Linked DNA regions of Homo sapiens: regions 1 and 3 are each linked to region 2. Evidence: chromatin contacts called from ENCODE Hi-C or POLR2A ChIA-PET data. All regions are on one chromosome and are shown on one strand. Each heading gives the region's core, a stretch centred on a gene start or an enhancer-like site at or near the end of the contact. The rest is flanking DNA. Distances are from core to core; before and after follow the strand shown.

Region 1 (4,220 bases), core at 560-3,059, 440 kb before region 2:
CCATCTCGCCTCACTGCAACCTCCGCCTCCCGGGTTCAAGCGATTCTCCTCCCTCAGCCTCCCGAGTAGCTGGGACTACAGGCGCGTGCCACCATGCCCAGCTAATTTTTTGTATTTTTAGCAGAGACGGGGTTTCACCGTGTTAGCCAGGATGGTCTCGATCTCCTGACTTCGTGATCCGCCCGCCTTGGCCTCCCAAAGTGCTGGGATTACAGGCGTGAGCCACCGCGCCAGGCCAATAATTCTTCATGAACTACAAAAGTCATAGAAAAAGAAAAGGGAAATGAGGATGAGGAGGTACAAAATTATTTTATTTGAATTCTAACTAAAATCCAACCTGCTCACAAAAAATGTCAATCCAGACATCTCTCAAAAAGAGAGACATCAAAACTGTTCTAACAGGAGAGGTGTCCCTCTCGAGAGGCCATATCCCCCAACAATAACACCAGAACAGATACACTTCCCATGGACAGATCTCAGGGGAAGAGTATTAAAACGATACTGTCGTCGATTTAAAACCAAAGGAAAAAGAGTAACCTTTTCAAGGGAAGCGCCATTACTTCCCTCTCCTGCTCCCCCTCCCTTCTGTGTATACATGGGTCTGTGTATGAAGAAACTGCCTTGGACTTCTGCAGCATTGCAGTAGACTAGAGGATGGGGAAGGGGGAAGGGTACGGGGAGAGAAACGCTTCCATCGCCCCTACAGAAGAGGGGTATAGATTTCCTGTGCTAGGGGGTGGAATCCACCCAGCAAGCCACCCAGAGCAGTCTCCCTTCCCAAGAATACACAGACACTACAAAGGAGAAGAGGAGCAAAGGCACCAGAGGGGAAGGGGACCTCGCGCCTTTAAACCGGGGTGCACATCAACCCAGTCTCCCTGTGAGGGCCACACCTTCCTCGAAACATCCCCCTTCCACCACCCCTTCCGGTGACCCTCAGGAAAAAGGAATGGAATTGCTCTCGCCCCTTAAAACCGGAGGGCGCCCAGCTCACCAGCTTCTTCACCCCACCCACAGAATCACAGACCCTCCTTTTCTCCCTCCCCCACCCCACTCCCACATCCCTTCTTCCACACACAGGCCCGAGTGGGCCGAATTTCCCCGCCCCCCTCTATATCCCCCTTTCCCAAAGCAGAGGTGCCCTTACCCTTTCGCCGACAGGTCTGGGGCGGAGCAGGCAGGCGCAGCCCCCTGCAGCGCTCCGGTAGCCGCTACCCTGGAGGGTGAGGAGTGAGGAGGAGGAGGGGGCCCGGCGACAGATCGCCGCCCCCCACCCCCGAGCCCCAGCAAGCCGCCCAGCCCAAGCTCTGCAACAAGGGGCGGCGGCGGCGGGGGGTGGGGGGGGGGGCGAGGGGACGACCGGGGTCGAGGAGGCGCCCTCAGCGCTTGGGCTCAGTTAAGATGGCGCGGGGAAGTGCCGGGAGCCGTCTCCGTCGCCGCCTCGGGGGAACCGGCCCGGGCCTCGGCCGCCTCTAGTCCTCACACAGCCGAGGCCCTCTCGGTCCCCCGCCGCGGCCCCTCGGCGGGCGGGCCCACGCGCAGCCCTCCGCCACCAACACCACCCCTGGTAAGGAGGCGCTCACAAAGGGAAGAGAGGCCGCGGGCCGGCCGGCGGACGGCGGGGCGGGGTCCCCCGGGGCCGGGAGGCCTCAGATGTTCGCGAGTGCCTAGTGCTTTCGGCCCGCGAAGGGCGCAGGGCGAGCGGGACCCCTCCTCTCTCCTCAGGCAGGCGGCGGCACCGACTCAGTCTCTTTGCCACCCTCCCTCTCTCTCCCCGAGCCCTGAAGCCACAGAGCCCGGCCGCTGCCCAGCTTCCCCCCCTTTACCCGACACCACTCCCCTCCTCCAGACCGTCATCCCCCGTCTCCGATCTCGCGAGATTTTCCGCCTGACAGGCCGGACCCTGCGCGAGACACGACTACATGCGCGCGCGCGCGCCCTCACAGGAGCGCGCAAGGCTTGCTACGGGCAGAGTTGTCCCGGTGGCCCGGAGTTCCAGCCTCTGTCCAGCATGGCCTCACTGAGTTCGCGGAGCTTCTAATGCCACGCGGGCGTCAGGTGCATTCATTTCACCCCGGAGATCTGAAGAAGAAGAGTTTATCTGCATTCCCCTTCCTTCCTGCTTCCCACCTCCAAAGCCCGCCACTGATCCTGCGAATAAGTTTGCCCTGAAGTGTGGAATATCCCATTCCTGCACAACTCGGTTCTACACCCCCTCCCCCGTGGGATTCAGAGGTACACTGGGCAGCGCAATCAGTATGCAGTTGAGTTTTTGAGATTCTAATAGTTGATACTAATTCTTGGAACGACAGTAAGACTTGGAAATACAGATCTAAGCCACCCTATATATTGGTGATGTAGAAAAGAGATAACTTCTTGAAAAGTGTCTGTGGGTTTAGTAGGTTGAGTAATGAGAAGTTTTGGAACAAGAGCAGCAAACAAACTAAAGACTCCTATGCAAAGAAGAAGTAGAGTTTTTATTCTTTTATCTCAAAACTTTTTTTTTTTTTTTTAGGGAAAACTCCCTCAGTACTTATTCAAGAACCTAAAAGTGTAAGGCCGGGCGCGGTGGCTCACGCCTGTAATCCCAGCACTTTGGGAGGCCGAGGCGGGCGGATCACGAGGTCAGGAGATCGAGAGCATCCTGGCTAACACGGTGAAACCCCGTCTCTATTAAAAGATAGAAAAAAATTAGCCGGGCGTGGTGGTGGGCGCCTGTAGTCCCAGCTAGCTACTCGGGAGGCTGAGGCAGGAGAATGGCGTGAACCCGGGAGGCGGAGGTTGCAGTGAGCCGAGATTGCGCCACTGCACTCCAGCCTGGGCGACAGAATGAGACTCGTCTCAAAAAAAAAAAAAAAAAAGAGAGAACCTAAAAGTGTACACAAAGTGTAGTCATAAAAAATCTTGGTTCTTTAACCAACAAAACGACTGAAATAAATAAACCTGTTATATGAGTTTCATGAATAAAAATTAACTCTGGGCCGGGCCCGGTGGCTCACGCCTGTAATTATAGCACTTTGGGAGGCTGAGACGGGCGGATCACCTGAGGTCAGGAGTTCGAGACCAGGCTGGCCATAGTAGATCTGTGCTCCAAGGAAGGAGCATGTTGATCAGACCTAAGCAATCCGTGTATACAGTGTATGTATGACCTTCCTCTAGTCTGGCTCAGGGATGGGCACATGATCCAATTAGAGCCAATGGGTACAATAAGATTTTCTCTGGCTTTTTGGGAAAGAAACTTTCTTATTTTCTCCCAAAAATGTAATATATATATTGAACTCCCAAAATGGAATCCAGTGGTGTGATCCTGGCTCACTGCAACCTCTGCCTCCCAGGATCAAATGATTCTGCTACCTCAGTCTCCCAAGTAACCGGAACTACAGGCATATGCCACCGTGCTGGCTAAGTTTTGTATTTTTTGTAGAGATGGGTTTCGCCATGTTGCCCAGGCTGGTCTTGAACTCCTGGCCTCAAAGGATCCACCTGCTTCGGCCTCCCAAAGTACTAAGATTACAGATGTGAGCCACCGTGCCCAGCCTATGATTTTTCAATGAGCAATAATCACACCTCGGATAAATCTCATTGGCTACAATACTGCCACTGCACAAAGTTTCTGAAATTTGATGATGATGATAACAAAAATAGTGAAATAGTTAACACGTATTGAGTGCTGATTATATGCCAGAGAGAGTTCTAAACACTCTACTTATTTACTCCTCACAATAACCATATTGGGTGGGTATAATTATTATTCCCTTTTAGAAATGGTGGAACTGGGCCTGGCACGGTGGCTCATGCCTGTAATCCCAGCACTTTGGGAGGCTGAGGTGGGCAGATTACCTGAGGTCAGGAGTTCGAGACCAGCCTGGCCAACATCGTGAAAAAAATTAGCCGGGCATGGTGGTACACGCCTGTAATCCCAGCTACTCAGGAGGCTGAGGCAAGAGAATTGCTTGAGCCCAGGAGACAGAGGTTGCAGTGAGAGGAGATTGTGCCACTGCACTCCAGCCTGGCCAACAGAACGAGACTCTGTCAAAAAGAAAGAAAGAGAGAGAGAGAGAAAGAAAGAAAGAGTGGCACTGAGGCACAGAGAAGAATTTTGATTAACTTGTCAAAGTTCTTATAGCCAGTTTGTGGTGAAGCCAGTTGTCAAACTCAGCTTTCATCCAGAACCACTGTGTTCTTTTTTTTCTTTTTTTCTTTTTTTTGAGACAGAGTCT
Region 2 (4,218 bases), core at 1,602-4,101:
CCAATGCCTTATTTCCTCCTCTTTGCCAGGTCCAGAACTACAGGCTGGCACACTCCCAAATCCCTTCTCAACGCCACTGATGCCCTTCTCAATGCTAACTAGGCTCAGGAAGTCTGATGCATCTCTCCTTCCCCTTATTTCTAAGTAAGCAAGGCTTGGGAAATTAGAATAGGAAACAGAGACTGATCCCCAAAACATGAAGCCCTAATCTGGCTTGGCCTTACAAAACCCTTAGATTGTCAGGAGCAGTGGTAATGCAGCTTACGGGCTTGGATCCTAAGTTAGGCAAAGGCCCTAACCATGGGCTCTGGAAAAAGGTGGCTGGGAGGATGTGCTCAAGTTTGCCCCTTCCCTATGGGCCCCAGCACCTACAAAGATGGAAAGTGCCCAGCGTTGGCCCCCAGTATGCACATTCCATGCTGAGAGGTGTGCCCTGCATTGCTGCTCTCCAAGAGTGACAGCAAGAGGCAGGCAACAGGAAATTATGGGAGCTCAGAAACCAGTAGAGAAAAATCCATGAAAGAAATAATAGCAGCAACCAGCACCTTCTGCTTCTACAGTCTTCCAAAAGGGAAGTCTTGACCACTCATGCTGCCTACCCCTGGCTCTAGCACAAGCCACCTTGAAGGATGGAGAAGCTCTTGTCCATGCAGAGTGCAGTGCCTAGATTAGCCACAAGAGGTCACTTCCAAAGGCGTCTGTATCCCACCTGCTCGCCCCTCAATCCCCCCTCAACTGTCAGGGCGGGAGCTCTCCAAGGTGGGAGCATTCCTTGGCCCCACTGGCCTAACCTCATCCTGCAAGTTCCAAGAGGAAGAGGTGTGAAGTTTCCCTGGCTCTTGTCAACAGAGCCAAGTCTTATTTCCCTCATTAGCCCATAGTTCCTATTATCAGCTGCAATTGATGGTGTTGATCAAAGCAAAGCCTTGTCCAGTGGATGGATGCCAATGGCTTACTTACCTGTTCCATAATGCCTCCAGGTTAACACAGCAGCACAGCTGGGCCCTGAGCAGTAGGAAAAAAAGCCAAAGAGAGAGGGCACATGAGGTTCTAAACTCTGAGAGCCTGTGACATAAAATATAGCCATAGGAGATAGAAAATCTTGCCTCTTTCATACAAACAATCTAGCTCAGCCCTCCCCTCTCTGATGGCCACATCTCTGGTCCACAGCTCCTGAAGTTTATTGTTGGCTCAGAATGGTAGAAAGCAGAGGGCAGCCAATTCACATGACATTCTCCACCCCACCATCCATGACCTTATCATTCTTTCCAGGCACCAAGAGGGTCATCAGAAAAGCGAAAAGTCAGGAAAACAGAAACCTAAGACTCCATACACTGACATCCCCACTCTGTCTAACTCATCCTCCTTACTGTCCCCAAAGCAAGCATAGTAATTCCTTAGACACAGTCGACATAGTGTAATGGACAGTGTCTGGCTTGAGAATCAAGAAATCCAATTCTTAGGTCTGCCATAAATGCACTATGTGACCTAGGCAAATCACTGCGCCTCCCTGTGCATCTGGAAAAGAGGGGATTAAATCAGATGGTCTCTAAACCCTTGCTAGTTTGACGACTCTGAGAATGCTGTGTCCCTTAACATTAAAAGTGGGCCGAGCACAGCTACGAAGCAACAATTCCAACTAAACCCCTAGTGTCAAGCACAACGATACAATTCTCTTTTCCACTGCTTCATCCACCATCAGGCAGCAATAACCAACCGCCCATCTCTGACGGCAATACCAAGGGGAGGAGCGGGCGCCCTGAAAAGGAGCATGAATCCCCGCCCAGAATGCGAGGCGGGCCCTCAGACTACAAATCCCGGCATGCAGCACTGACGCTCTCAAAAGTATCCCTTCCTGGCCGGCAAATGACTCTTCCCCGGGTCTATCCTACCATAGAGTGCATCGCACGCACATGGAACTACAGTTCCCACAATCCATCAGACCTATCGCGATTCTTGCTCCCAGGATGCAATGCGCCCCCGTTCGCCCTTTAGACCCTTTGGCGTTGCAAACTGGGAGTTGGAGTCCGGGGTACGCAGGTAGCTGGGCGTTGTCAGGATTACAAACTCTCCACTTTAGGCTTCCTCTTGAAGAGCAGATCTCAGGGACAGTGGTGAAGAGAGGGTGGTAACGGGCAGGCGGAACTCTCCAGTGCCACCACCACGCAAGGCAGGGATGCTGAGGATACAATTAACTGATAAAATTATCTGTCAGGAGCGGGAGAGAATTAGGAACCACAGTCATCCCACACGCCTCCAAAAGCGTCATTTTCTGTCTCAAATGGCTTTTCTCTTTACCAATATGGTGGCCTGGTCCAGCCACACCCGATGGTAGAACCAAACGGTCAAGTACAACATCCCTAGGAATACTGCTGTCACCGACAGGCGACCAGCTCCATCCAACACCACACCTTGCTCCTTTCTGTTCATGCCTGAGGACTCCAAGGGCATGATAGCCCATATCCCATTACCAAAATGGCGAAAGGAGCAGCTTTCTTGTGAGGGCCTGCGGAAGGCAATACGCCTGCGCGGGAGGCGTCTGTGTTATGGAGAGGAAGGGGGAGCACCCCCAACACGCCTGCGCAGAACAGAGTCGTCTTAGTTTGCACACAAACACCAATGGATGAACAGTCCCTAGCTTCCTGCGGCTGCGCCTTGACCCCTACAAGCTTTCTCAAGCGCCTGCGCGAGACCTCAGGTCCCGCCCTTTTGTCTCAGTGCGCTGGCGCAGGGCAGAAAGGTGGGGCTTCGGTCCTCCAGACGAATGCCAGCGCGGCTGCGCGCTGGGGGGTACTCCCTCACCGCGGCTGCGCGGGAGCCAGGCCGCCGGCTGTCACTGCGGTTGCGCGCGGCGAGCGCCGATCCCGGGGCGCCTGCGCGGGTGGCTTTGCGGGCGCTCGCGGTAAGTTTGCGCCAAGTGCGCGGCAGCCGGGACGCAGACGGCGGCGGCGGCGAGAGGCGGAGCCCGGGGACCACCCCCCATCACCCTCCCCCCAGTCACCTCACGTACCACAACCTCACGTAACCTCTCACCCCCCCTCCGATACCCCCAGCCCCGGGATGGCAGCGCCCGCCAGCCTTCCCGGCCGGACCGGCTGTCGCCAGTGCCGGCTTTAGCCTGTGGGACTAGGCCCCGCCGAGGCCTGACCCCCGGAGCCGGGACCCACTGTGCAGCCAGCAGCCGGGCCGGGACTGAGGGGCCGCTCCCCCCTCGCGGCCCGTCGGGAGGACGCTGTCGTCCCGGGGACTGGGGGCCGGGGGGTGGGGGGGAGCCAGGGCGAGGAAGTCGGGACCCGTATTGGGAAAAAAGCGGGGCCGGGGTCAGGAGCGCCCCCTCCCCTCACCTCCCCCCTCCCCCCGGGGTTGGGGGGGCCGGAGCAGAGAGCACCCAGCCCGGGAGGTGGATGAATGTGGGAGAAAATGGAGACCAAGACGATCGTGTACGACTTGGACACATCAGGGGGGCTGATGGAGGTAAGAGTGGCCCTCCTCATCTCCTTCCTCCAGCGCCGGGAGGGAACCTCCGCCCTCCGCCCCACAAAGCCAGTCCTAAACTCGAAGCGCCTAGATGGCCGAGGGAGGGGGATTCTTCCTCACCTAGCCTCTCCCTCCCCTCTTTGCAATTTAGGGGGCTGAGCTCAGCCTCCGAGGACGTTTGCAGCAGTTTCACCTACCCGCCGCCCTCGATTCGCTCTCCCGAGGCGCCAGCCCACTCCATCTCGTTGCACCGGCAGGCCTCCCCACCCCCTTCTTGTTGGCCCCTTTGTGCTTCCCCCAGCACGTCCGGGTACCGGGCTTTGGGCCTCTCCCGAGCGGGTCTTTGGAGTCCCCCACTGTCCATACAAGGAAGTGGCAAGAAGGGAACCGCGCACCCTCTTCCCATCCCCCTACCCTTGATCCTCCCCATTTGGAAGAAGCTGTTCTCGTTGTTGTGCTGCAGGAACGCGGTTAGGGTGGGCTCCCCCTGGTTCCGGGGGCTGAGAGATTCTGGGAGCAGCCTGGATGGGAGGAAGAAGGACAAAAGGGGGGAGAGGGGTGGGTGACGGAGAAACCGCGCCGGGGGGGCGACGGACCGCCCGGGAGCTCCGAGTGTGCACACACGCCGTTTGTATGTGTGTGCAGCAAATCCAAGCTCTGCTGGCTCCCCCCAAGACGGACGAGGCAGAAAAGCGCAGTCGGAAGCCTGAGAAGGAGCCCCGGAGAAGCGGCAGGGCCACC
Region 3 (4,605 bases), core at 591-3,090, 350 kb after region 2:
GTAGTCCCAGCTACTCAGGAGGCTGAGGCAGGAGGATTGCTTGAACCTAGGAGTTCAAGGCTGCAGTGAGCCATGATTGCACCACTGCACTCCTGCCTGGGTGATAAAGCAAGACCCTGTCTCAAAAGAAAATTAATTTTAATGTATTTTATTTAACCCAATATTCCTAAAATATTTCAATATGTAAACAGTATTAAAAAAAAAAAATATATATATATATATTTTTTTTTTTTTTTGAGACAAGGTCTTGCTTTGTCGCCCAGGCTAGAGTGCAGTGGGATGATCATAGCTCACAGCAGCCTTGAACTAGGTTCAAGCGATCCTCCCAAGCTGGGATTATAGGTGTGTGCCCCCAACCCTGCCACCCCTGGCTTAACTTTTTTTTTTTTTTGAGACGGAGTCTAGCTCTGTCACCCAGGCTGGAGTGTAGTGGTGCCATCTCAGCTCACTGCAACCTCCGCCTCCCAGGTTCAAGAGATTCTTCCTGCCTCAGCCTCCCAAGTAGCTGGGATTACAGGCGTGTGCCACCACACCTGGCTAATTTTTGTATTTTTAGTAGAAACGGGGTTTCGCCGTGTTGGGCAGGCTGGTCTCGAACTCCTGACCTCAGGTGATCCGCCTGCCTCGGCCTCCCGAAGTGCGGGATTATAGGCGTGAGCCACCGTGCCCGGCCCAAATTTTTTTTTTGTAGACATAGGTCTCACTATATTGCCGAGGCAGGTCTCGAACTCCTGGGCTTAAAGGATCCTCCTGCCTCTGTCTCCTCCGTGCTGGGATTACAGGCATGAGCCACCGCACCTGGCGATATTTTGCATTCTTTTTTTCATACGACGTGTTTGAAATCCAGTTTGTACAGTGTTTTACATTTATAGCACATTCCCACTGGGACTAGTCACATCTGAAGTGCTCAAAAGCCACTATGGCTAGGGCTAACGTACTGGACAACACAATGCTAGAGGAGCCCGTCCCTGAGGACGCTGCAGTTTATAACATCATAGTTCCTCCTCTTTGGACTGCTGCTTTCCCCCTATGTATTAAGACTTGCAGAGTGTAAACAGGGCGCCGTGAGTGTGCAAAGCACACACACCTTCGCAAACGGCTCACTCTGAATACTGACCTTTCGGCTGTCCTACCTTCAACAGGTTTCCCGTGCATAGGAGATCCAAGACAGCAGAAGGCAGGAGCTGGCGGGACAGGGAGGAAGAGCGGCTCTGCCGTTTACTATCTGTGTGACGCTGAGCAAATTACACACGGTCTCTCTGACTCAGCTCCTTCCTGTCACAAATGGGGATATTTATAGTATTTCTCACTACGTAGGTCCTTATGCGCATTAAATGAGCTACTACACGGCATTCGGCATAGCGCCAGGCACACACTCAATGTTCAATACATGTAGGCGGTTAGCCCAGTAAACTGGTAGCCGGCCTGAGTAAGTCCCAGGAAAAGCCCAGAAACTCTGGAGACATTACAGCCCAGGTCGAGAACCACGGCCCGGGCCGTCCCGGACGCGGGCCCACCAAGCCTAGGGAAGCCGCTCGGCACCGCTTCGGCTTCTAGACTCCCTGGCCGGCTCTTTCCCGTCAAGGCTGCGGCTGGAGAGGACTGAGGGAGACCTAGGGAGAGGATTCCTCTTCTCCATCCACGGAGACAACTTGGATATGAACACCATGGATGTGAGGAGGTCCGCTGGAAGCAGGAGGGATGGACTCCTGGACTCTCCAGCTACCTGCGTGGTCCTCCCCGGTGTGAGGACAGAAGACCGGTCCTGGGCCGGGCCCGCATCCAGCCCTACCGCCGGTGTCTGAGGTGAGGGCTCCGTCAGCGGAAAACGCTCGACAACGGAGGGGCAGGCAGGGCCGGGGGCGTGGTCAACGCGGGCCCCGCCCCCCGGGCTCTACCCCCGAGCGTACGCGCGCGCCTGAAGCAGCCAACCAGGAAGCGCAGAGCAGGTTCAAACACAGACGGCGGGTGAACATGGCGTCCTCGACTTGGTCTGAGACGTGATAGGCCTGCCTTCTGGTTGAAGATGTGGCGAGTGAAAAAACTGAGCCTCAGCCTGTCGCCTTCGCCCCAGACGGTAAGCGGGAGATCTCTGGCGGAGAGAACTGGGCCGGGCTGCTGTCGCGGGGGCACCGGCCGTGTCTACTGTCCTGGAAAGTTGGGTCGAGCCCGGGGTTGGGGGCTTGTGGAGTCTTTGTTCGCCTTGCTGCTCCTGCGCGACTAGGGTGCGAGCGTACTCTTCTAATCGCATTTTGGGCTTCTTAGGGAGGGAGGAGGGGCGGGCTGGCAGAACCCAGGCTTCCTCACACTCGCCCTCTTTCTTGGTTTCTTTCTCAGGGAAAACCATCTATGAGAACTCCTCTCCGTGAACTTACCCTGCAGCCCGGTGCCCTCACCAACTCTGGAAAAAGATCCCCCGCTTGCTCCTCGCTGACCCCATCACTGTGCAAGCTGGGGCTGCAGGTGAGATTCGCCTGGACAGCTTCTCGACTGGGCTGTTTGCCCAGGGTGAGAGCTCAGGGGAACAGAGGGCCAGGGCTACAATAATTAATAACGATAATGAAGTCTTCTACGTCGGTGACATCCATTTACAGCTATTCAGGCCAACAGAGAGGTGCCCTAGGGTGGTTAAAGGAAATCCAGTGAGAACTTGAATCTCTGTTTAGCTGTTAGTTTTTATTACCTCCTCCTCCTCCCTTCGACCTTTATCAAACTATTGAGAAATCCTACCACCCTGATTAGTGCTCTTCCTCCAACATGGGGTCACTTACGGAAAGGTCAGTCACCTGCAAGATTGAGGCAATATCCATTTACTCTAGGAGGTAGTTAGAACTCTCCTGGGATCAAGTTACACCACTGGAAGGTAGGGTACTTGAATCACCTTAGTTTAAACTAGCTCCTTGCAGAATTGCCCTCACTGATTTGTACTTTTGTTAAACGTTTTGAGAGACGTAGCCATGTAGAAACTGCATTTCAGTTGCTGTCAAAACTTGTCAAGGAAGCAGCTTGACTCCTGTATAAGATTCCTCCAAGAAAGGCTTTAGGACTAACTGCCTGGAAAAATTGTCTTCCTGAAGAAATTGCTATCCTTTTCTTTCTGATAATGAGAACTATGTAGTTTACCATATTTTCCCTCTTGCTCTGCCTTCTAGAAAGCTCAAGGCCAAACTGGATCATCACATACAGCTACTGTTATAGCTGTATAGGAAGTTTTGCTTCCTCTTTTTTGACCATGACTTTGTTATTTCATTAATCGTATCTATTCATTTTCATGCATATGAATTATTTTTGGAAGGAGATGGGATATCAATAAAATAGGTATGAGGAGGAAAGAAGAGTGTATAGACAGATGACATCCTGAGTAACAGAAGTATGATGATAGCATAGCAGTCTTTCTTGAAAGAGTTGCAAAATACCTACTGTCCAATAGAACTTTCTGGGATGAGGGAAATATTTGATAATCTGTGCTGTCCAGCATGGTAACTACTAGTCACATGGTTATTGAGCACTTAAAACGTGGCTGAGGTGACTGAAGAATTGAATTTTTTTGTTTTTGAGACGGAGTCTTGCTCTGTCACCCAGGCTGGAGTGCAGTGGCGTGATCTTGGCTCACTGCAATCTCCGCCTCCAGGGCTCAAGCGATTCTCCTGCCTCAGGCTCCTGAGTAACTGGGATTACAGGTGCACACCACCACGCCTGGCTAATTTTTTGTATTTTTAGTAGAGACAGGGTTTCACAATGTTGGCCAGGCTGGTCTCAAACTCCTGACCTCAAGTGGTCCGCCCGCCTCGGCCTCCCAAAGTGCTGGGATTACAGGTGTGAGCCACTGTGCCTGGCCTGAATAATTGAATATTTAATTTAATTTAATTTAATTAATTTTTTTTTGAGATGGAGTTTCGCTCTTGTTGCCCAGGTTGGAGTCCAATGGCGCGATCTCGGCTCACCGCAACCTCTGCCTCCCGGGTTCAAGCGATTCTTCTGTCTCAGCCTCCGGCATGTGCCACCACACCCAGCTAATTTTTGTATTTTCAGTAAAGACGGGTTTCTCCATGTTGGTCAGGCTGGTCTCGAACTCCTGACCTCAGGTGATCTGCCCGCCTCCGCCTTCCAAAGTGCTGGGATTATAGGCGTGAGCCACTGTGCCCGGCCTGAATTTTTAATTTTAATTTCAATAGCTACATGTGGCTAGTGGCTATCATATTAGACAGTACAGCTTAAGATGAAAAATAAATAAGTACTAGGTGGAAATTAGCTCTATAGAGCTTATAGAATTTATTATGATTATTAATTAATTAATTAATTTTGAGATGCAGTTTTGCTCTTGTTCCCTAGGCTGGAGTGCAATGGCACGATCTTGGCTCGTTGCAACCTCTGCCTCCTGGGTTCAAGCGATCCTCCTGCCTCAGCCTCCCTAGTAGCTGGGATTATAGGCACGTGCCACCATGCCTGGCTAATTTTTGTATTTTTAATAGAGACGGGGTTTCGCCATATTGGCCAGGCTTGTCTCGAATTCCTGACCTCAGGTGATCCGCCCACCTCAGCCTCCCAAAGTGCTGGGATTACAGGTGTGAGCTATGGCGCCCAGCCTGAACTTATAGAATTTAA

Evidence for each region. A loop is a pair of places that touch in the nucleus more often than their neighbours do. ChIA-PET counts read pairs that join two places held with the same protein, here RNA polymerase II (POLR2A). Pooled maps may share reads with other maps.
Region 1: a map of naive thymus-derived CD4-positive, alpha-beta T cell shows a loop between it and region 2 (29-fold over the local background). The contact joins the promoter of TAOK1 here to the promoter of PHF12 in region 2. A Hi-C loop is called at or near these places in 1 of 168 maps with a recorded cell type or tissue (naive thymus-derived CD4-positive, alpha-beta T cell), 4 of 37 single-sample maps with no recorded cell type and 11 of 50 pooled maps. POLR2A ChIA-PET finds 5 or more read pairs at or near these places in 2 of 52 experiments (IMR-90 and activated T-cell).
Region 3: a map of naive thymus-derived CD4-positive, alpha-beta T cell shows a loop between it and region 2 (10-fold over the local background). The contact joins the promoter of SPAG5-AS1 here to the promoter of PHF12 in region 2. A Hi-C loop is called at or near these places in 1 of 168 maps with a recorded cell type or tissue (naive thymus-derived CD4-positive, alpha-beta T cell), 4 of 37 single-sample maps with no recorded cell type and 12 of 50 pooled maps. POLR2A ChIA-PET finds 5 or more read pairs at or near these places in 4 of 52 experiments (CD4-positive, alpha-beta T cell, CD4-positive, alpha-beta memory T cell, K562 and 1 more).

Annotation. Positions count from the first base shown.
Region 1 is chr17:29,387,952-29,392,171 of GRCh38, reverse strand. TAOK1 (TAO kinase 1) reads right to left here and starts at 1,809. Exons shown (of 20, transcript NM_020791.4): 1 at 1,148-1,809. It overlaps MIR4523 (microRNA 4523), which reads right to left and starts at 1,510; the gene lies at 1,442-1,510. It also overlaps the pseudogene RNU4-34P. RefSeq lists enhancers at 404-643, 1,804-1,893, 2,014-2,253 and a silencer at 1,294-1,763.
Region 2 is chr17:28,950,151-28,954,368 of GRCh38, reverse strand. PHF12 (PHD finger protein 12) reads left to right here and starts at 2,851. Exons shown (of 15, transcript NM_001033561.2): 1 at 2,851-3,474; 2 at 4,123-4,218. The coding sequence starts at 3,409. It overlaps LOC105371716 (a long non-coding RNA gene), which reads right to left and starts at 2,767. Exons shown (of 5, transcript XR_001752822.2): 1 at 961-2,767. RefSeq lists enhancers at 1,727-2,348, 2,050-2,459, 2,560-2,609 and a silencer at 2,780-3,049.
Region 3 is chr17:28,596,368-28,600,972 of GRCh38, reverse strand. SPAG5-AS1 (SPAG5 antisense RNA 1) reads right to left here and starts at 1,840. Exons shown (of 3, transcript NR_040012.1): 1 at 1,727-1,840; 2 at 1,118-1,275. It overlaps SPAG5 (sperm associated antigen 5), which reads left to right and starts at 1,948. Exons shown (of 24, transcript NM_006461.4): 1 at 1,948-2,077; 2 at 2,338-2,463. The coding sequence starts at 2,027. RefSeq lists enhancers at 1,438-1,517, 1,742-2,286 and a silencer at 1,728-2,037.